Regions from separate parts of the Homo sapiens genome. Here all the other regions are linked to region 2. A link is a loop called in an ENCODE intact Hi-C map of the cell type or tissue named here. Cell type or tissue: PC-9. All regions are shown on one strand.

The links. Hi-C counts contacts between places; a loop is a spot of excess contacts. Peaks named below come from ENCODE experiments on the same cell type or tissue, not always from the same donor. Only the 100,000 strongest peaks of a DNase experiment are listed, where the experiment ranks them.
Region 1: it touches region 2 in a loop (2.6-fold over the local background); 3 of 110 quality-filtered maps call a loop at or near these places.
Region 3: it touches region 2 in a loop (6-fold over the local background); 9 of 110 quality-filtered maps call a loop at or near these places.

The regions. Positions count from the first base shown.
Region 1 is chr1:87,792,067-87,800,066 of GRCh38, reverse strand. No RefSeq gene overlaps it. Among named protein-coding and RNA genes, the nearest start is that of LINC01773, 110 kb to the left of the region's middle. In PC-9, no CTCF peak of the experiment used is centred here; a DNase peak (open chromatin) is centred at 4,606; H3K27ac peaks cover 1,088 bases.
Region 2 is chr1:88,177,644-88,185,643 of GRCh38, reverse strand. No RefSeq gene overlaps it. Among named protein-coding and RNA genes, the nearest start is that of LINC01773, 280 kb to the right of the region's middle. RefSeq lists a silencer at 4,968-5,017. In PC-9, a CTCF peak has its summit at 4,950 (motif pointing left); a DNase peak (open chromatin) is centred at 4,948.
Region 3 is chr1:88,873,619-88,881,618 of GRCh38, reverse strand. All of the region lies in intron 2 of GTF2B (general transcription factor IIB), which reads left to right. Among named protein-coding and RNA genes, the nearest start is that of GTF2B, 14 kb to the left of the region's middle. In PC-9, CTCF peaks have their summits at 3,888 and 4,091 (motif pointing right); DNase peaks (open chromatin) are centred at 2,648 and 4,068; H3K27ac peaks cover 1,519 bases.

The DNA of each region.
Region 1 (8,000 bases), 390 kb after region 2:
GAACAATAAGGAGCATGAAAACAATATTTTTTCCCCTATGGTGTGGATTTTTTATTAGTGTTTTAAAAGAAAATCCCCAAGTCCTCCTCTTGAGTAGCAAGAAGGTGATATGGCATAAGCTCTGCTTTCAGAAAATTGATTAGGCAAACCATCATGATAATGTCAGGTAATACGTGAGATAATAGAGGTCTATATAAGGGGCTGTAAAACAGCAAGAGATACCACTTAATTGTGCCAGGGAGGGAGCTAAAGAAAGCTTCACCAAAAAGTCAACAAGTTCTTGAAGAGTGAGTAGGAAGCAACCAGTGGAGAATATGAGAAGGGAATGCTAGGCGGGGGAAAGAACGTATACAAAGACCAAGCACATATACGGAAGTACAGAAACAGGAAAGGCCATAGCTTGTTTATGCTTAGCAGATACCGAGGCCTGGTTGCAATGTAGATTCCTGTGGGGAGTGATGAAAATTGAGGCTAAATATGTAGTCAGGGGTGGCGCACAAAGGAATACACACTCCATGCTAAGGCGAATGGAATTTTCCAAGTGAGCACTGGAGATTCACTGAAGATTTTGAAGTCGGAGGATGAAAAGATCAATTTGCATTGAAAGAACTCAATTCTAGAAGAAGCAGGGATGGAGTGGGGTGTCGCCTGTGTTTTCCAGCCATAGCACTGTTATAAGGCAAAAGCATCATATAACACTCGTAAGGCATCATTTTCTTGATTGTTCATAGAAAACTCTGCCCTAAATTTGTTTCCTAATTAGATCTGGGAGTCTTTAAAGGTGTCTTGTCCCTTTAGTTATTCTGTAATATTCACTGTTTCCTTCCTCCCTGGTTAAGTGTGTAGAATTTTAAGACTGTCTGGAAAATCCTGCTTCCTCCACTTACTGAGTGAACATGGTTAAGTTATGAGGACTAAATAAGTTAATACATGTAATATACTTAGAACAGTGCCTAGCACTGTAGTAAATGCTTAATAAACATTGGATATAACAGCTTCAGTCCCTGTTAGAGAAGTGTTTTTCAAACCGTGGGTCACAGACCATTAATGATACATAAATCAATTTAGCAGGACTGACCATTGTATCTTTTTAAATAAAATATGGCATAATAGAAAATATCTGTAAATACAGAATACATCAGAGTATGCATGGCAAGGGTTAGCATTGTTTCAATATACATGGTGGTATATGTACACATATATGCATGTGTACTGGATTGGGATAGAAAATGTATTTTTTACTGTGGTTAATGGTCAAAAAGGCAGGTATTGTTGTTTTGCTATATTACTATATTCTTAATCCCTTATTCTTAGTTCGTAAGAACTCAGTATTGATTGGAATCAATAAATGGATGTATTAGGACACTGGCTTTCTATGGTCATGGATCCCATGACCATGGCTCTCAATATCCAAACAGGCTGTTTTGTTGCTAACCTACTGTCAAGGAGCCTAGGGGGATGCTGCTTCTGCGGACACCCACTGGCATATACATCAAGGTTTTGATGGAACTGAGGTGTCTGCTAAGGATACCTCTTCTGGCTAGAGAAAGTACTGAAGTCAATGCTGCCAAGGGCTACACTTCCAAAGTCCTGCCAAGATCGAGGTGAAATTAATTTTTGATTTTCACCTGCATTCACTTTGTCCTGAAACTCAGGCAAAAGGCTACAAGATTGGCTGGGAGACTTCCTGAGTAGACACACTGTCAACTTCAGAATCATCTCTCCTCTGACATTAGCCCATCTTTCTTGAACCAAAACTCCCTTCTTAGTTTCTGTCTTCTCTGAATCTTTCTGTGTGTGTGTATTTTGTTTTCCTTGAAGGTTCTAAATCTATCATGACAGCAGAGGCTTGGGCAGTCTTGCCTACCTAGACATATCTCATCCGGCCTATATCCTATGGCAAACGCTCCTGGCCTCATGGTGTATCAGGGCCTTTTGCAATAGCCTTGGCAAACTATCACAAGACCCTTAACTAAGTCAGTGACAGCATTAATTGAGAAGAAGTGACATTGACCTGAAGAATTTAGGATAGCAATCACTATGCATCCATTCAAGGATAATATTCAAAATATGTAAAAATCAATTTTTCATGAGCACTGAGTAACAAAGATGATGCCACCATCAGAAAAGACTCCAAACATAAGCACGGTGGCTGTAACCCATTGTGCACTGGCTGAATCTCAGCATTGACTTCCATGATCATTATGCGTTATGTTTTCAAAAGTTCAAGTTAACAGAGATTTCTGAGCACTAGTGTGCAGGTGAGGGGACAAGACAGAGAGCTTGATTACTAAAATGCCCCAGCAGAGAGCAGGTAGCTGATGGAATGATAAATGGCTGTGTTGCTATGGGCTGGGTCCAAATGAAAAGTAACTATGTTTGATGATTACAGTTTAAGAACCTCAGGAGGAGACCTAGCCTTGAGAACTCACTAGAAAGTAATTGCCTATATCATACACCGAGGTTAGACTTCCGCTTTCTTAATCATACAAAGCAGACATTTCACCTATTGATCTGACTTTCCTATGGACTTAAAGAAGGCAAGGCTTTTTTTTACAATTTATGAAATTAGAACATCATTCTTAAGCTGATGATAAGCCTGCTAAAATGTTCGTTCTGACTTGGCTCAGAAATGCCCTATAACATTTCACAGTGCTAGACTTTTCAAACTGACGGATTAATTTTGGTATAGAAAAAAATGAATTACATTCCTATTGCATTTGATCTTTGAAACAGTAAAATTCTTAATTATTTGAGGCTCTCAAACTTTTCTTTTTTTTTAATTCACTAACCTTGGAACATTTATCAGTAGTACACAGAACAAATAACTAACTTGATCAATTCCAGCATCTCTCCTTTTACATTCTCTTAAGTATTAAAATGTAACTTTAACATTTACATTAGTTAGAGTTGTATGTTTTTCATTTTTTCCTTTGAGTTAAACATTAGCTATTTTTACCCTACCCTATTTTGTTATCACATGCAGATACAAAATGTTATACTTGTTTGTTGACAGAGAGAGAAATGGAACAAAAAAGAAGTTAATGACGAAGTATTTATTTCATAGGTATTTTGAAGCCTGAAGAGGTAACAGGAACGTTGTTTGCAATTTTTCTGCACCTTATCTATGTCCTCCTTGACTCATGCTTTTTTTCTCCTAGATGCTTTAATACATGTTAAAATGTCCAGTTTCTCTTTGTTCCCCATAAAGGCCATATGGAATGGGGATTCCAACGTGGTTAGATGTGCTCTGACAAGAACACTCACAGCAACACATAAAGCACAAACCTGTTAAGAATTTCACCTCTTAAGAAATGACAGAGTAATTACAGGACAACATGTCCTTCATGAGTAAAAACAACCAAACTAAAGTGCTTTCAAGGCTGGCGTGGCCTACTTCTCTTCTGGCAAGCTGCATAAATCATCAGCTACGGAGGGACTGTCTCACGGCCGTGGGGCACACGTGTGCGCACGTCTGCATGCAAGCACACATATGGGAGTGCACATGGACGCATCATGGGTTAATGCACTCAGTCTGGGTAGTTGAAACTCTGATAATAAACCCCCAATACATTTTACCTCCATCTCTTTCCCCCTTAATCTTTAAACCTCAGGCTGCTTTAAGGGGAAATTTAATCCATATATGTCTGCCTCATTTTCATTTAAATCGTCAAAAAAAGTTGTTTTAAAAGAGTTCTTTGATGTCCTAGACTCCCTTGAGCCTTTTCTTAGCCTATTTTCTTAAAAACAGGAATTAGCATTTTCCCAGGTGCAGAGAAGCTCTAACTCTCTCCCCAAACACAACCTCCTCCCCCACTCAAGGTCTCAACTGAAAAAAAAAAAAAAGAAAAAGTTTTGGAGTTACCTAGGGAGTGCTGGTATATGAAACAGCTTAACTGAGGATCAAAAAACATTTACAAATATGAACTCTTAACACACGGGTTTGCATTGGAGTTAATGATTAACGTTTCTGCTCATTCTGCCTAGAAGACCTCCCTAGGGAAGTGCCAATCTCCCCACACTTGACTGTGCCTGGATTCTGGGAGAATTCAGAGACATGGATCTTAATGCAAGCAGCTTTTTCTGCCTTATCATATTTTTGATAGACCTACAGATATGCCCATGTCAAAACCCATATTTTTTGCTCTCCAGGTGGTACTTTACTTCTTTGCTTTGTGCCTAATGTGTATCATTTCATTCTGGCTTTCACATTCAGGACAGAACTTCTTAATCATTTTTAGATACACAAAAGTAGGCATATTCCATCTCACTGTGCACAGCATTATCCAAAGCGTAATCTATGTTTGTCTAAAACTCTAGGGTTCCCACAGTGAAGTCCTAACTTTAATCAATGGAGAAATCTCAGAAAATTGTTTAGAAGAAATGTACAGTTAGAGAAAGACAGTGAATATTGTAGTTCCTTGTCCAGAATTCTTACTTTCTTTGAAAACTTTTAAAATAAGAGAGTTATGTTTCAAACATGTTTTCTTTCTCGTTCCTCAACACTATTGGAGTTTCACAGTTCAGATTAAGTACAATTAATATCAGAGGGATGGGTCTGTGATAGCGGCTTCTATGAGTCATCTGGCAGACATCCACAGTTATATACCAAGTGACAAATCATTTTGGAATCTGGGTATAGGATTCCTGCTCTGGAGGCTCAGAACCAGCAAGGTGTTTTCTATATTAGCTTTGAAATGCAAGGCTGATCACATCTCCCCATTTAAAAGCGATGGTGGCTGCTGGTTGCATTCAGGATAGTCAACAAAGCTCTACAGTATCCCATTGCTGTGACACCTCTGCTCCACCTCCATGTGTGCTATGTTGGAGCCACAGAAGCCCCCTCTTGTCTTCACTGGCATGTGCTTGCACACCACTATGCCCTTGCTGATGCCAATTCCTATCCTAGGAGTGCTTCCCCACTTTATATGCCTGCTGGATGGTTCCCTCATTCTTCAAGACCTAGCTCAAAAGATATCCCCACTGTGTAACTTCTTTAGCTTCTTTAGGCGAAGTCATTACGGTTTGTCTCATTACCTCCTGGTCTTGCCCATGACAATGTGAGCTTTTGGAGGGAAGGCACTGTATAGTGTTAACTGTTATATCGCCAGCACATGGCCTAGGAAGTACCTGGCAGAGTGAGGTTGTGGGGATAGTGCCTGGCACACATGGCTCACACCTATCCACAGATGTAAGCTTCAAATGCTACCGGGAGGAAGTTAGCTAGGCCGGACTCCAGGTCCTCCAGCCCACTTCCACCAGAACAGCCCAGCTTTCATTTGTTCCCACTCTAGGCATCCATAGTGGCACAGATAGGCATTTAATTAATGTTTGTTAAATGGATGGATGGATGGATAAATGGGTGGATGGATGGATGGTTACCAGTGCAAAATCTCATAATTCAAATAAATTGAACAAATTCACAAATACTTAGTAAGGACTTCCAGTGTTTCAGTACTAGGTCCAATGAGAACTATAAGGAGATAGATAACTCAATGTCCACTTGAGGGAATTTTAGATTAGGTAGCAACTCAGGGCTTAAATATATGAAAGATAAAAAGGAATTCCAGAGCCAAACATCAATAGAAGTCCCACAGATGACCTTTGAGGCTGAACTGCTGTAGTAGATGCACTACCAAGCTGAAGTAGGGAGGGCTGGAGGGTTTGTAAATGATCCCTTAACTAGAATGAATTTTACCATGACAAGTATATTTCCACTGCTTAACGTTTTCTAAAACTCACCAATACCATTCATTGAAAATATGTAAGTTTAAAAGTTATGTAAGTTTAAAAGAAACATGAGGTAAAATAATAAATAAATATTGAAAGAAATAAGATTTTTAAAATAAAACAAAATGACCTGAAGATACTTAGTATAAATTATTGGAACATTTTGCAGAAAGTTTGTAAAATGTATCTCCTACAAGTTCACTGTGATTGTTTAGAACCTAGGAGTGTTTTGAGTGATGGTAACTTGTACAGTGGTCACAAGAGTGGAGGTGGATGAAGGAAAGGATATGAAATTGAGAGAGATATGGAAGTCAAAATCAAAAGAATCATACATTGGTTTGGCTTTGACAGGTTAAGGGACCAGACTGACTCCCAGATTTCTGGTTTCTGTTACTGGGAAAATATTTGGGGTTTTTGTTGACAGGAAATAAGAGGGAAAAATTTAAAATAAAGAAACAAGGATTTTTTCCCCTTTTAAAAAATGATAATAGTAACAACAACCATAAATAAATAAATAAATTTGCTGACCAACCCTAGTAGTCACAGCTAGATAACAGCAGAACATATAAAGAAGAATTCACATCTCTCCACCAAGGGCAAATTTAAGTTTTGTGGGGCCTAAAGCATATACAGCTGTGGACAGGGGAAGGAGCTTGTTTTAAGAAGGAACACAGAATTACAAATACAAAATAAGAAATTGAATATTCCACTAGAATGAGAAAAAATAATGGCATAATATTTTTACTATTTGTCTAACATACATTGATGATGCTTTTTTCTTGCATTTTTTGTTTTTGGCTTTATACTCTGAATATACTTGAAACCCTGCAGTTAGTCCTGTATCCATCTGTCAGGACCAAAGTTATGGTGACCAGCCAGCCTGAGGTAGTTTAGAAACAAAGCCACTAAGACTACGATAACAATTTGCATTCACTGAAGCTGTGTACGAGGTTAGAGCACCCTAGAATATTCATTTATAGCATCATCTACTCCCTCTCCTTGAGATAATCAGAAAGTCCATTGTGCAAAAGTGGAGACGTGGAGTCATCTTTTCCAGATCTGCCTCTAAACATGGCATGAGGTGTGCAGAGAGCACTTATAGCATATGTGATGAGCGAATGAAGGAATGAATAGAAAAACAATGTTTTCTATTAAGGAATATCATTTAGAGCAGTAATGCCTCAGTACCCACTTCTGTGGCCTAAGGAGAGAATTTTTGAAGATAGCTAATAGACAGCTGCTGGAAAGAGTTCCCCAAACATTATCTGATAAGTAGGACAATTTATGCAGAGGACAGGAGCAGAGGGGAGGTAACGAGGTCAGTCAGTAAATCACCGGGCGTTTCTAAGACTTTTAGGCAATTCTCCTAGCTATACCATAGAAAAATTATTTTCATAGCTTAGGAAAATAAGTCTTTGCTAAGTTACCAGGCATTTTCTGTTGGTTTCATGGTAAATTTCTTGTTGATCACTTTCTGTTCCCCCATTTTACTTGCCAGCTTTCTTAGTTGCCAAGTGGTGACATTTTTCATTTGCCGTGAAGAGTAGGTGACGTTAGTAACAGCCCTGTATGCATTCTCCACTTCACTGTCTGAGATGTTAAAAAGGCATTCTGGAGAAATCAAGACAGCTGAGCTCTCTCTTCCCATTCCCAACTTTGCTGCTTCTTGTACTCAGTCACTTCCTCTTCCCAATTCTCTGTTAGTATGTGCATATGTGGAGCATTTCCTGATGACTTTAGGAGCCTACTTCCCAAATTACTTTATGTGTAATGGCATTGCTTCAGATGTAGTTCATTGGAATTTTTGGTCTTGCATCTATCTTTTTTCCCAACCATGGAACTGCAGGTCTTCTGAGTCTCAGAATGAGGAACACCACTGTACGACCAGCTCTTCCTTCCACGGAGCTCAGTCACTAACCCTGTTGCATACCAAGACTTTCAGATCTTGGTTACCACCTTGTGCACCTTTTTAATTCTTCTCCAATGTGTATTTCCTGTAATATGATATTCATTTGGGAGCACAACCATAGGATTGATATGGTCTGACCTCTGGTGTTCAAATCATTTGTGAAATACGCTGCATGGCCTTTTCATTTTCAGCTTTTCATCATTACTTCCTTGTGTTATTTTGCTTCAATCACATCTGTGTTTGCTTATTGTGCACCCAAATATGTCAAACATCTCAATGGCAAAAGAAAAAAATATACAGACACACCATCTTCTTTTCCAAGTTGTCATAGAGCATGATCCCTAAACAGACTTCAGAGTAC
Region 2 (8,000 bases):
TGCACTCTAGCCTGGGTGACAGACCAAGACTCCATGTCAAAAAAAAAAAAAAGGGGGGGGTCTGCTCTGCATCCAGTGGGCAGTCAGTTAACTATTACAGTTTCAGCTATGGGGTTACTAAAACTGAAAGATAAACAACTGCTCCATGTCAGATAAATTTTATCTGCATACTTAAAATATGAGGCTTTGATAATGATTTAGAGATGAAGATAAAAATAAATAATAAATAAATAAATAAATAAATAAAAATAAAGCCAGATGAGAAAGAAGCCTAAAATGATATATTGCAAAGTTTTAAATGGCCATTAAAGCTGAGCTATCAAATGGCTACCAAATGAAGTTTCATTTCTCATGTTATTTATAAACATTCATATAAAATTGCAAGGAGAAAAAAGGGAAAATCCTTGAACTCGTGTGAAAGACATTTTGTGCCGCGTATGTTGAATTACTATTAAGTATTCACCTGTCTTAAATGGGCTCTTTCTCCAGCCTCTGCATCATACATCTTAATGTCAGTAACATCTGCAACTGAATGGTAATGTGGATCAGTGAAGATAATCACGAGTTAATAAGAGCTTCAAATTGTGCTTTGGCTAGTGTACACCCTTTAATGTATTTGGATAATTGACCAGTACAATTTTATTAAATGCTTCTGCTTGATCAAAAAGTGCTTGTGTATAAAATTAGCTGAGAATCTGAATTTAAAAAAATTACTAGCACAGTGGTTGTTTTGCTTTATGTAGTCCTTACCTTTTAGCTTTCTTTGGTGCTTAGATTTCAGCAGTCATCGTTTAAAGATCATTCTTGGCTTCTATTTGAGTACATTGATGGTGAGGATGTAACCTTCCTCTTTTTTACTGAGTGTATGTACCACAAAGATGAAAAGACAAAAGGTGAAAAATCTATGTTCTTTGCTCCATTGATAAATCTCAAGTGCATTGGGTCTTGTGGGGACACATTGACCTTTACTATTTCTGTTTTTGTTGCTCTTTATTTATTTTGCTGCAGAATGCGATTGGTCATGAAAAATAACCCAGGGGCGATGCGGTGGGTAGTGGAGAGAAGGAAGAGGAGTGACCTGGTTTTGATTAGTTAATTCAGATTAGGGAGTAAATTCTGATTTCACAGCTGCTGTTCAGGTTCAATGGCACTACCAATTTTTCCATTTCCAGTTCCCATATATAAAGCTGACAGTTTCCTCGGCTAGAACCCTTTTTTAATGCTCCTCTTTGGCAGAGGCTCTACCTTTCCCCCCATGATTTTCAGTAGCCTTCCTCCCCCATGCAGCTTTGCCAGAGCTACTCGGTCGTGAGCTTCAAATCTCCTGTAATTCCAGTCCTAGCAGGCCCTTAAAAATGTAGCAATGCACAGATGTGCAGTGAAAATTTTAAAATGTGCACTTTCTTTTAGGAATATGAACGCTGAATATCACATAAACCTCTGATGTTCCCCTTGCCGCCTTCTAGAGCTTAGCTAACCCTTCCTTCTGTGTTTATATTCATGGCTCTTAGGTACGTGGTCGGCCGGCTTTTAGTTCTCACGCTTTCCCATCTCTTTTCTTCTATGCCAAATAGCTTACTGGTTTTATGATGTGGGCAGGGGCCAGTGAGGGAATAGTTTTAGTCCACAAGCTCCATTTCCAGTCATGGCCTGGGCTGAGTTTTAATATAGACCTTAGTTAGAGACAAAGTCTTGTTCTTCACAAAGCTCCCTTTTACAGTTTATATAAAGAAATGATAAACCTCAAAAGATCAACAGTTCCCAAAGAAGCCAATATATAATAGTCGTGCCCAGGAGCACTGTTATAACTGAAAACCTTAAAATGAGCATTGAATTGTAGCTTTGTTCCATTTTGCTTTTCCTCCCTATAATAGGGTCCCTTAAAAAGAAAGAGGAATAAAAAGAGGGAGGGAAGTTTGAGAATTGAGACTGGAATGAGTCTGATCATTTAGATGTAATGAAGCAAAGAAACAATTTTCAGTTCTGGAGGCTTTTTGTTGTTGTTCTTCGGGGTGGGTATGGATATACTGAAAAATATCTTCTCGCAATCCAGTTGCAAAATAAGTCCTGCCATTGGAGTTGCTATTAACGTAACCAGGTGAAGTGAGTATTTTGTGCGTACGTGTGTGATGGGTCAATGAAAAACACCCTCTCAGGGGACTTCACATCCTTTGAAATTCCAAGAAGTAACGAGTCTAATATTTTTCTCTCGTTAAAGAAAAAACATTTGGTGTGTGCGTGCATCTTCCTCATTACAGAGTATTTATGAAATTAGGATTTCTCCTATTTTAAAGATGGGCAATCGTCCTTCCAATTGTGTGAAATCTTCATGTATTTCAGGGTTGTTGGGCCTTTAAAATGCCGTTTCTTTTAAGAGCCTCAGTAAAGTGAGGGATTCTGACAATGACACTGGTTTAAATAATGCACTGGTAGCAGACGAGTTAATAGGCACGACGCAGAGCTGAGTGCGTTTGCATTGTTCAGTGTCTGGCTTAGCTATGAACTATAGGTGAGGGTTTCTGCCTACAGGTTAGCTGGGTAGGCGGCATGTTATTGTCCAGAAGTGGTCATTGCTTCCACGTTGGCGGGTACATATGTGAGTTGTTTTACTGTTTATTACATAAAGTATTTGTGAATTAATAGATTGTCTATCTGAGGTTGTGGGTTAATCCATGATTAAACTGATCAGGGCTTGAAAATACTGGATAAAAGGCACTGTTATGTTGCAATAGTCAAAACAAAGAAGTAAGATGAGGACTATTCTGCAGAAAATTCAGGCTAATGTCTTTCTATATGTCTACAGAGCAAAGCCAAAAAGCTAATACAAACCCAAACAGACCAACCTGTTGTCATCATGGATGAAAAAAAGGGGCATCAGTTCAGTGTTTAAGACTGGACTGGAAAGCAGAAGAGGCAGTTCTAGTTCCAGTTTTAGTGCCTCCCTTTTTATAGGGGCCTTCCTCAAAGGGTCACAGGCCAGCAGGAAAGCAAGTCATTTTTGGGTTTTGTGCCTTCTGTTTGTCTGTTATCTGTGAAATAAGGATGAAAACACCCTTTGTCATTCTGCTTCTCATTGGGCATTTGGATAGATGGATGAGACAATGAGTGTGAATCAGCTTTGAGTTCTTCAGTGGAGAGGTGTTCTAGAAATCCAAACTTACATGTATTGTTTCAGAATCTCAGCTATCTGCCATGATGTGGATGGCTGTCAGCAAGCCACAGCACCTTCCCACACACCGAAACTGAGCATCCTCTAACCTGCCCGAAAGGCAACATTTAGCATCATTGTGGAGACCCACTTTAGGTATTGACACCTTGAAGTAAGATCCACTTAAGTGCAAGGTTAAAAATGGCTCTTTTTTCACGTATCCTAAGTCTTCCACTTGTACAAATGAAAATAAGGAGATTTATGAAATGGCAATGCAAATCTTCATGCTAATCAACAGAGTTTAGAAAAAAATCAGCCAGGAGCCCTGAACATGCCAGTGGCAAGTGTACTGTTTCAGCCTGCAAGAGATAAAGTACACTGGTGCATATCGGTTAGTCTAATTTATTCAGTCTTTGCCATATCACAACCTTGTGTTTGATTTTCTTATAAACTAATAATTTCTTGAATGAATTAATACTGCTACAGCCACTAGTACCTCTACCTTGTAGAAGTTTTTTATTGTTGTGTATGCAACTAAATTGAAATATCTTTCACTTGAAATATTGACTTTAATATCTCATTTGAAAAATTCATGAAGCCTTTGATGTTAAATCCATACTCAATTTAGCCAAATGCCATTAGAATATGCAATACGCCTGAATACAGAAAGCATTATTGTCTGTGTTTCTGCAGAAGAATTACATTTTATGACTGTAACGTCAGGATCTTTTTTGGATTTGTGCATGAGGAAAAGAAAGGGAAAGGCAGCACATTAGATGCAAAATGAAAAGTGGTATTGATTAGGCTCTCATTTACCCACTCTCTGCTTCATTCCCTAAATGCATGGAAATAAGGGTTGTGCCACTGCAACTAACAATGCTCTATAATGAATGGAACAATCTTTAGAAAATTAGTGTGAGCATGTATGATAGTGCACAGATGTTGCTCGGAGTAACTGTCATACATTTCTTTTACATCTCCATTTACATAAGTCTCTTTATTTCCTAATAGTATCATAATAGAAACATGACAATAGTTAATGATTTCATAAAACATGTAATGTAAAGACTGTCAGAAAGGTAGAACGTTAATTGAAACCTATAGCTATACTGCATTAGAATTACATTTCCTAAATGAGTCATGTTAAAAATATCCCTCTTGTACCATGAAAGACAAAGACAGGTATTTTAAAACAACAACAACAACAAAAACAAAAACAGAACTCACGCTTTCAGCAGATTAAAAATTTTCCCCCCAGTAAAACACAGACCAACGAACATTGCGAAACCCACTGCATGCTAATAGAATGTTTTTTGCCTTTAGTAATTTATGGGCACTTTCCCCCATCTATCGATCACATTTTAAAAAGTAAACTTCATTAACATTTTAGAGTATAATGGCTCCAGAAAATGTTTGATTTTTATCACTACTAAAACATCATCGTGGTGTGTGCTTTCGTGTTAGCTGGTGCAGGAAAGGTATACTTCTTTTTGAGTGAAAGGGCCTTCGTCACCATCCATGTTTATTCAGGTATCTCATGGTGCCCTGAAGGAAAGAGCTCAAGGGTCATGCTATGGACAGGCCACGCTGTTTTTAAGAGTACAAGAAATACATTTATGAAACGAGGGAGGAAAAAGAATGGAGCAGAGAAAAGACAGGAAATGGCAAGTTCCTTACTCGATGAGATAACTGACTAGCCAGAAGACTAAAGATCCTTTTGAGAGTCTTTGATGCAGTCCTTGAGCTCCAGGATGTTAGGCCCTGGGCTGCTGCCTGCTCTGTAGCACCATCTGCTGGTCAATCTGCAGTCTCTGTCAGCCTGGGTGGGGAAGTGAACTGCTCCGCTCAAGACAAAGGTCGCTACTGACTTCAGTGTTAACAATTTACTCCACATTGGTGGGGGGAGGAACTATAGTTATGTTACACAAGGCTAGTAGGAATGGGACTGGATATACAGAATTTAACAAAGTGGTTACTCAAAACATCTTTTTAAAGGAAAGAAAGCAAAGCCTTTTTTTTTTTTCATGGAGAGGAAAGTATAAGAATCCCATGGATTTTTAGAACAAGACTAAACCATCTGTGCAAGAAAATTTATTCTCACCTTGATCCTTCAACATCTTGTGTATCTCCCATTCTATTAAATTAAGGCATTACTGAAATATGTTTAAAATTGAGCGCCATCCATCATAGAGATTGAGTTAGAATATCTACATAATATTTACACATCTCAACAGGAAAAGTAATTTTTCTTTTCAGTAGTTATCATTTTTGAAAACCCGGGTTGACTTGTAAGCCACCGTCTGTCTCATCCCTTACAAAGCATTTCCTCAGCTGATGCATTTCACTGATTTGATCTCACTGATATGGTAATAAAATCATTGGTCACTCAGACACAGAGCTGGTAGCCATGTGTTGAATCACCTGCTGTTAATTCAGATAGAGGTATACAGATGGGACTCAGGGACCCAAATGTGTTAATCTGAGAAATCCCTCGGCAATATCCCATGGATTACAATATTGCTGAAATATCCGGTATATAACTGCAAGTTAAATACTTCTAGAATTAATTATTAAAAGTGTATTTACCAAGGTTTAGCAACTATTTAATACGTGTTGCTTCCCAATGGGAGATTAGCCTATCTAAGGGCTGTGGAATCCTGGGGCCTTTGGAATTTATTTAATAAATGATAAGCAGCTGATTAAAAATAAATTAAATGCTAGTTAAAAGTATTTAGGGAGCTCGTTTAAAGTGTTTCGTTAGTAAGGAGTTTCCCCATCCCCTCTTTATTGTTTTAGAATTATTGACCTTATATATTGGGGTAGAAAACAAGATGGCTACCAGAGAAGAACTGTGTGAATAACCACATTTCTTAACTACATTTTTTCTTTTCTGACAGTTTTGTTTTTTAAGGTGATTTGGACTTTTTTTCTTTTTCTGAGACAGAGTCTCACTCTGTCACCCAGGCTGGGGTGTAGTGGTGCCATCACGGCTCACTGCAGCCTGGACCTCATGGGCTCAGCAATCCTCCCATCTCAGCCTCCTGAGTGGCTGGGATTACAGGCATGTACCACTATGCCCGGCTAATTTTTTTTTTTTTTAAATTTTTAGTAGAGATGGGATTTTGGCATGTTGGCCAGGCTGGTCTCAAACTCCAGGCCTCAAGTTATCCATCCGCCTCGACCTCCTAAAGTGTTGAGGTTACAGGTGTGAACCACTGCGCCGGTCCCTTAATAATTTTTTTTTTTAACCTCATGAAAATAGGTATCTTAATGCAACAGAAACTTGGAAAAAATTTTGGATAATAGGTTTCCCAGTTACAGGCTGTTGTAGGATTCACCTATACTTTTTCTGTTTTTATCTTGAAATACGTATGTAAGTATCCCTGCCTATTTTCCAATTTTTTTTTTTTTTTTAGAGCTAGAGTTCCCATAGTTAGTACAGGGAAAAAACCTCATTCTCTCTTATATAGTCATTTATAGAAAAAAATGTAAATCATAATTTATGACAAAATGATTTGAATTGTTCTTTCAGAGGTATTGAGTGCTTATTATTGTTATTTGCTAGCCATTATACTAGGCTCATTCACATACTTTCTTTTTGAATTCAGTTTTTAAGGAATTGTCACACTTACAACTTTATATGCATAGTATACACAATGCCAGTCTGCTTAAGCTTGAATCAGAAGAGTTCAAGAGCTCAGACGAACACTAATCTTTCCTTGTATGGAGTTTTCGGAGAAAACAGAATTATTTTGAGGCAAGCTCAGAAAAGCAATGGGAATTTTATGTCAAAACCAACCTGAAGACATGTTTAAAGATGGAACTATATGTTTTGTTTTAATACTTACATTATGTTTCATGTGCTTGAAATCAACATCTTCATATCTAAGCTGGTTTTTTTTTTGTTGTTGTTATTGTTGTTTTTAAGTTTAAGTTCCTTGAGACTAAGTTCTCAGTCTTTATATGATTAAAAGACATCCTGACTCAGGGCATTATGCTTAATACAAACTAGTTACAAGTAAAGATGACTTTGAACATGGAGCTTATTCATGTTGATGTCTAAGTGCTATGAATTTGAAGGGAGGATTTGTTAGGCGGGGACTGAGTGGCAGTGGGGAGATGGGGCACAGTATAGAGATCAGGCTTTGATGAAGAGAAATGCTGGCTTTCAGAAGGAGACACTGACTCCTCCTTGTTATTCATCAGCATAGTCACAGCAGAGAAGGTTGCTGGGCTGAATGACAGAGGTATGTTTTTAGATGTCTAGTAGGACTAGATAACAAATTAGAACTATCCAGGTACACATCTTACGAAAAAATACAGCAGATACACCAGATTTATTCAAACAGGATTTTGTGCTATTGGCCAAATATAGACCAAACAGCAAATGGTGACCTGAAATAGGAACTAGCACTTTTGGTAACAGAAATCTCTCCAGAACCAAATCCTGGATAGATAAAGTGCCACTAAATAGGAGAACCTGATCACAATACAGAGTCTGAGATTGACTTGTGTGGCTTGTGGTTAAGAGCTGAAAGTCAATGATAATAATTGAGTCAGTTTATCTTAAGGATCAGGGATAATCAACCTAAAAGACAAAAGGAGTTGCCATCTTCATTTATCAGCCAGATCTTGGGACCGGGAGACACAGCCACTTATGGTTCCTGCATGAGGCAACTCCAAAGGAAAATGTAGCATTTACCCAAATCCTGAAGATAAATGTATGTAAAGTGAAGCTCCCACAGTTAATATGGGTAGATTTACCACTATTGGAGAAGTGAATAAAGTCAAGTGAAAAATAGAATGCGTCTTGGCTGTGCTTGTTGGCCATGGCCACTGATCAGGCAGCAGC
Region 3 (8,000 bases), 700 kb before region 2:
CTTGTAAGCGAAGAATCCATTCCATTACCAAACAAGGGCAGGTGTAGAAGAGTCTAGGAGCAAAGTTCTGTTTTGCTGAGACTATCATCAAGCAAATTAAGTTGGAAATACCTAAATTGAACATGACACTGCATGAATATAAATCAATATATGACATAAACACCTGTATATATTAATGTCATATATCAATAGTACATTTAGATTGCATTAAAATCATATGTCACTTGATGAGGGTATGTTCTGAGAAATGCATCGTTAGGTGATTTCATCATATGAACATCATAGATGGTACTTAATAAAACCTAGATGGTATAGTCTACAACACACCTAGGCTACATAGTATAGCCTATTGCTTCTGGGCTACAAACCTGTACAGTGGTATTGTACTGAGTACTGTAGGCAGTTTTAACTCAGAGGTAAGTATGTATCTTTTTTTTTTTTTTTTTTTTAAATACATACCTAGCATGTATTTATTCTGGCTTTTGGAGCTTCTGGCCAAACTCATATTCTAGTATGTGGTGTTTTTAACATCCTGTTCAATGTAGGCTTTGTGGGGCATGTCTGACCAATTGTACCTTCACTTACTAGTTCTTTTTTTTTTTTTTTTTTTGAGACAGCATCTCGCTCTGTCACCCAGGCCGGAGTGCAGTGGCATGATCTCGGCTTACTGTAACCTCCACCTCCCAGGTTCAAGTGATTCTCATGCCTCAGCCACTCGAGTAGCTGGGGTTAAAAGTATGCACTGCCACTCCCAGCTAATTTTTGTTATTTTAGGAAAGACGGGGTTTCCCCATGTTGGCCGGGCTGGTCTCAAACTCCTAGCTTCAAAGAGATACCCCCAGCCTCGGCCTCCCAAAGTACTGGGATTACAGGTGTGAGCCACTGCGCCAGGCCCCACTTACTACATTTTTGTAGGTACTCAGGTACATTAACTTATCCAGTTTACCTATGAAAAGTGGGAGAAAGTATCCTTTCATCCCATTGTTCTGTGAGTTGTCAGGGTGCATACAGACCCTGCCATATATGTGAATGTGTTCAGCTCTCTGGAGTCAGTGCCTCCAGTATTTATATATCGAAACATAGAAAAGGTACAATGAAAAGACAGTATTATAATCTTAAGGGACCACCATTGTGTATATAGTCCATTCTAAGCCAAAATGTTATGCAACATGTGACTGTATATGTAATTGAATTTGCATCAGCTCGCTGGTTTAAAGGCATCTGCTCTTCATTGCCAGCTCAGTTCAGCCTTTACCTCTTACACTAAGAAAATGGGGAAGAAATCAAGGTGGGCAAATATTCTACAACCCACTAAGGGACAACATTTGTGACTTTTTTCTTATTTAAATTACTGTTTTTCATGGGAATTTGAATCCAGACATCAAGTGTTTCCTAATAAATTATCTTGGTATACATGATTGATTATGCTTGCCATAAAATTTTTTACATTGTCTGAAACTTTTTAGATTAAACCATATTAATTCAGTAAACATTTTCAGAATTGTTTTTGGACAGTCCCATTTTTCTTTTCTTTTTCTTTTTCTTTTTTATTTTTTTGAGATGGAGGAGTCTTGCTCTGTCGCCCAGGCTGGAGTGCAGTGGCACAATCTCTGCTCACTACAACCTCCACCTCCCGGGTTCAGGCAATTCTCCTGCTTCAGCCTCCGGAGTAGCAGGGATTTACAGGCACATGCCACCCCGCCCGGCTAATTTTTTTGTATTTTTAGTAGAGACGGGGTTTCACCATGTTGCCCAGGCTGGTCTCAAACTCCTGACCTCAGGTGATCCACCCGCCTCGACCTCCCAAAGTGCTGGGATTACAGGTGTGAGGCACTGCGCCCAGCTGGACAGTCTTATATTTAATTAACGTTTAATTTGTGCTTGAAAATTAGGACAACCCATTGTCACTAATTCCTCTTAATAGCAAACTTAAGCATAGATACGGCCCAACTTGCATAATCAGAGCCATATGTCACCCTCTCATCTGTGTTAGCAACTAAGAGAGCCCATTACTATTACTTTTTTTTTTTTTTTTAAGATGGAATCTCACTCTGTTGCCCAGTCTGGAGTGCAGTGGTGCTATCTCGGCTCACTGCAACCTCCACCTCCCAGGTACAAGCGATTCTCGTGCCTCAGCCTCCTGCCTGAGTAGCTGGGACTACAGGCACCCACCACCGCACCTGGCTAATTTTTTGTATTTTTAGTAGAGACGGGGTTTCACCATGTCGGCTGGGCTGGTATCGAACTCCTAACCTCAGGTGGTCTGCCCACCTCGGCTTCCCAAAGTGCTGGGATTACAGGCACGAGCCACCATACCTGGCCACTATCACCTTTTTTAATGAAATAATTCATAATACCAAAAGTATATTTATCTTATAAGCTTATATCTTATACTTTATACCTTTTTTCCTGCCTCTAATAACATTTATCTCATTGTCTGTCAAACCTCCTTCTTCTTGAGGCCCACCCACCACCAATCTGAAAACAAGAGGCAAGTGTTTATTTTTCTTAAAGCAACATAATACTTCAGGAACCAATTTTTGTTTCATTTACAGTTACATTACAAACTACCTCAAAACTTAGTGGCTTACAACAACCATTTTATCTTGCTCATGATTTTATGAGTCAGTAATTTGGGAAGGATTTATCTGGGCAGTTGGCACCGGCTGGGCCTGTAAGATCTGCTTCTATGATAACTTCTTCACTTGCATTTCTGGTTCCTCCGTGCTCCTTGACCTCCGCACATGGATCTGTCATCCTCCAGGGCTTCTCCATAGTTGTCTTACAGTAGTCATATTTTATACTACGTGGTAGTTGGCTTCTAAGAGAAATACCTCAAGAGCAAGTGTTCTGAGAAAGTGGAAGCTAGACATGGGTAGGTAAGGGTTATGCCTAGAACTGGCACAGGATCACTTCAGTATTGTATTCGTCAGAGCCATGATAGGACCCACCTGAGTTGAAGGGAATGGGGAAATAGGCTGTACCTAAACTTGATACTGACGAGGTCACATTGCAGAAGAACATGTGGATGGGAGATATTGTTGCCATCTTTGGAAAATACAAATTGTCACACATTTACTGTCCTTTGATAATGCTTTTCCCCAGTATTTAAATAGCTATGTATTATTTAGTGTCTCTTAAAACTTGTTTCCAATTTTTGTAGCTATAGTTAATGCTATTCAACATGTGATAGTTGTTTAATTGGTTCTCTTTTATTTGAATTACAAGATTTTTATTTGAAACATATGAAGTGTTATGATTTGGTATTAGCTGCCCATTTCATCAGTGATCCTTGAGATACTGGTAGTGACTCTAAAACAACCAATTTTTTATTTTTTTATTTTTGAGACAGGGTCTCACCCTGTTCCCCAGGCTGGAGTGCACTGAAATCATCTCGACTCACTGCAACTTCCACCTCCCTGGTTCGTTCAAGCGATCCTCTCACCTTAGCCTCCTGAGTAGCTGGGACTACAGGCACACAGCACCACACCTGGCTAATTTTTGTATTTTTTTGTAGAGACGAGGTTTAGCTGTGTTGCCCATGCTGGTCTTGAACGTCTGGCCTTAAGCAGTCTACCCGCCTTGGCCTCCCAAAATGTCCACGCCCAACCTGGGCCAATTCTTAAAGTTTTGTTGTTCCTACTGTGAAACTGTTAGTTGTCTTTGCTTGTTTGTTTGTTTTGTTTTTGAGACCGAGTCTCGCTCTGTCGCCCAGGCAGGAGTGCAGTGGCTTTATCTTGGCTCACTGCAACCTCTGCCTCCCGGGTTCCAGTGATTCTCCTTCCTCAGCCTTCTGAGTAGTGGGATTACAGGTGACCACCACCATGCCCAACTAATTTTTGTATTTTTAGTAGAGATAGGGTTTCGCCATATAGGCCAGGCTGTTCTCAAACTCCTTACCTCAAGTGATACACGTGCCTCGGCTTCCCAGAATGCTGGGATTACAGGCATGAGCCACTGTGTCCGGCCGAAACTGTTTGTTCTAACAGCACTCTTTTGTGGGGGTTTTTTCCCAAATTCCAATTGTATGATTATGTCGTTTTAAAAGTTGAACACTAGGTGGCAGTATTATTGTATTTAGATAATCAGTTCATGAATTTGACCTTGTACATTGCCCATAAATTGATTTTTATAATCAGTAAAGTATTAGCTTAGTAACCTGCCATAATTGCTATTAAAACATAAAATTGGTCTATCATGACTTTATAAATTATTTCACAATGAGGAGTTGTTTGAAACTAGTAGTAGTATTTCTAGTTAAAGCCACTTTTTTGTGTACCATTTAAATCTAAATTATTTGATTGTATGTAAAAGCAACGTAAGGAAAATACTGGAAAATAGCTTAGGTATATTTGAAAGAGAGAAATGAGTCCATTTGACCTCTCCCTTCTACTAAACTCATTCTGCATATTGTTTATACCAGCGAATCTGAAATATGAATATATAAATGGGCATTAAGAGTCAGCTGGGGAATGTGCTTAAAAAGATTCTAGGCTCCATTCCCAGAAATTCTAATGTAGGTCATACATTGGTAACATATTGAGGAACACAAATCTGTACTACTTTATAATTTACCACATTCTTTTGGATTTTCTGTACGTTTAGATTTTTTATCTTCATATTTTCCATGTCTTCACACCTACACTGCAAACTCCTTTGGGGCATATATTTTATAATTGTGTGTCTCCATTGCTCCTAGTATAGCTAGAAGTCAGTGTCTCTAGAATTGAGGGTTGGCTTTACTAATTAGTAAGCTGTGTAACTATAGTTACATACTTTGTTCAAGCTTAATTTGTTTCATCTGTAAAATCTTTTTTCCTCACCCATGAAAGACAGATACATCTCAGAATTGCTGAGTCAGATGAAATAATGTATAAAATATATAGTGTAATTTTAGTATAAGATTTCACTGATACATATTGTGGAGATACAAGTGCTTTTTTTTGAGACAGGGTCTCGCTCTGTTGCCCAGGCTAGTGGCATGATTATGGCTCACCGCAACCTTGACCTCTCAGGCTCAGGTAGCCTCCTGCCTCAGTTTCCCAAGTAGCTGTCGCCACGGGCTCAAACCACCACCCTCAGCTAATTTTTTAAAAAATTATTAATATTTGTAGAGACAGCATCTCCCTGTGTTGCCCAGGCTGATCTCGAACTCCTGGGCTCAAGCAATCCTCCTGCTCCAGACTCCACAGTGCTAGAACAGGCATGAGCACTGTGTTCGGCTTCCCCCTTGTTTTTTTTTAACCTTGTAGAAAAAGAGGGTGATTCTAAGTGTGAGATGCCACATTTCATAGCATGTCAGTTGCAACATATCTTTGAGTGATTGCTGTGGGTCTGGTATATTTAATGCTCCAATTATAGTATGTTAAAGATTATTGGGTTACCCTCTTTCAGTTAGCATTAACAGTGTTTCCTAAAGGAAAAAATCAGGTTTCATTTAATATGGCCAAGTTAAGTTTTTAAAATAAACGTATTTGTATTCACTTACAAGTTATTTCTTTGGCATCCCTTGTAAGCCGTTAGACACAGCCTTCTTGCCTAATACAGCTTTTAATTTGGGTGCAGTTTTTCTCTTAAACATCAAAAAATTACTCATTAACTGCTTGAGTAGCAGACTGCCCTTTGAGCTGGTTTGTTTCCATTTTACAGAAGGGGAAACTGAGACTCAGAGTGCTTAGGTAACTAGCTCAAGATTCCCATCTTCTGAGTGACAGAGCCACATAAATCCAGGTCTATGGGACTTAAAAACCTTTTTTTACCATATGTCTCAGTTAAGCACTGTGCTGGTTGGTCACTGAGAGTGATAGAAAGATGAGAATGCTGTAAGCAAACCCTGGAGCAACTCTTTGGATAGTGTATGAAAGAGAGTAGGGTAACTTAATACAGTATCCGCGGTAAAAGCTACATTACAGATCTTCCGAGTATGGTGACATCCTGAAGATAGTACTGTTGAATTTCGAGTGAAGCATAGTTTTTAAGAATGAGTAAGGATTTATGGAGAGAAAATGATTCCAAGTAAAGAGAAAAAGAAACCTATGCCATAGGATAGAAGCCTAAACAGTAGTAGTGAGTGAGTGGCCAAATTTATTGTGGCCAAATTTAGGATACACCTTCAACCAGTGCATCAGCTCCTCATCTTAGATGCTGCTGCTCCTATCGACCTACTTGTATTTGAGGAAAATTGAAATGTAATAAGATATCCAGGGATGGAGCTTACAATGTATTTTCCTCACTATTTTCCACTATCACCTTGAACAGTTTTCTTTACGGTCTAAACATCAGGGGCAAAGTAGGCTTTTATGGGCTGGTCTGGGAAATAAACTGTGATATGCTTTGTTTCTAGGAGATAATTCATGTTGAGTTCCTACTCAATTTATGGCAACATAAACTGTGATTTAGAGACTGGTGATTTAGAGACTTGCTGTATTATTAATAGTATTTCTTTATAAAGTATCTCTTGGTCAGCATTCTCTTCAAAATTGTCTAATGCAAAATTTCAGTAAGAATGTATAGTGACCCTAGACTAAAAATTAGGATTATTTGACATGTCATGAGAAGGAATGGTAGAAAGGATTATATGACCACAGAAAGTGTGGAAGCTAATGATACATTTCATCATCAACATTAGACTGTTTACAGCATGTTGACTTAAAATAGTTTTCCAAAGTACCTTGGATTTTTTTTTTTTACTTTAAATGTAAAAATATTTGATGTTTAGAGTTTGTCCACGTTGAATAATAATACGTTCAGATTCTTGAACTTTTAGACTTACCAGCACATTTAACAACATACGTAGTTTGTAAACTAAATGAGCCTGTGAAGACAAGTAATTTGGGTTTATTCTGAGACTTCTACTTCTGAATTCTCTACTACAGGTTGTATGCCACAGTGATTAAGATTAGTTTCCAGGAAGACAGCAGAAAGAATTGAAATTCTGGGAAATTCCTCTTCATGTTCCTGTTTTTAAAAATTCCTTTCTGAGGAGCCAGGGGCTTGTGCCGTAATCCTGATAACTCAGGAGGCTGAGGCGGGAGGATCACTTGGGGCCAGGAGTTCAAGACCAGCCTAGGCAATGTAGTGAGACGGTGTCTGTAAAAAAAAAAAAAAAAAAAAAAAAAAAATTTAATTAGCTGTGTGTGGTGGCGCAAGCCTATAGTCCTAGCTACTTGGGGGAATTAGTTCCCCCAAGTAGCTAGGGAGAATTGTTTGAGCCCAGGAGTTTGAGGCTGCAGTGATATGATTGTGTCACTGCACTCTAGCCTGGGTGACAGATCAAGACCCCACCTCCAAAAAATAAAACAAAATTTTAAATTCCTTTATTAAATTGCAATAAGAAATAAGAAGCAAAAACACTCTTAAGAGTCTAGGTCAGGCTAGAAAATCAGACCCTCCTCAGTATTTACTTCCTGGCTGCTTTTGGTGTGTTGCAATTTCCCCTGCACGATAAGCCCTTCTGGTTTTCACATTGCGCTATGAAATACCTTTGGTTGGATTTCCAGTTGCTTGCATAGTAAAGAGGATAAATGTCTGTTTAATTTGTCTTTGTTTGCGATTCCCTTCAGAATATGAGGCAGAGTACCCTGATTTTTCTGGACATTCTTTCTCACTTCTCCTCTCCCCCATCCTATTATTTCTTACAGCTGAGACTGCTGGTTATTTGCCAACATCCATTTCCCCATTCTTTCATTAGTAAGAGTCCCTGAGTTTTACATGGGCATGTATGTGGCTGCTCACCTAGACCCTATTTCCCAGTTTCCCTTGTAGCTAGGTACGCCATGTGGTTAAGTTCTGACCAGTGGGTTTGTAAGTATTAGAAGAGATGTGTACAACTCTAGTTTATGTCATAAGAAAAGATGTATCCTTACTTTTTTTCCTTCCCGATGGCTAGAATGCAGACATGATAAAGGAAATTACCAACAGCTGTCCCGTGCTACAAAATGCAAGCCATAGTAAGGATAACTTATCAAAAAGATAGAAGGAGCTTGGGTCATACTAGCCTA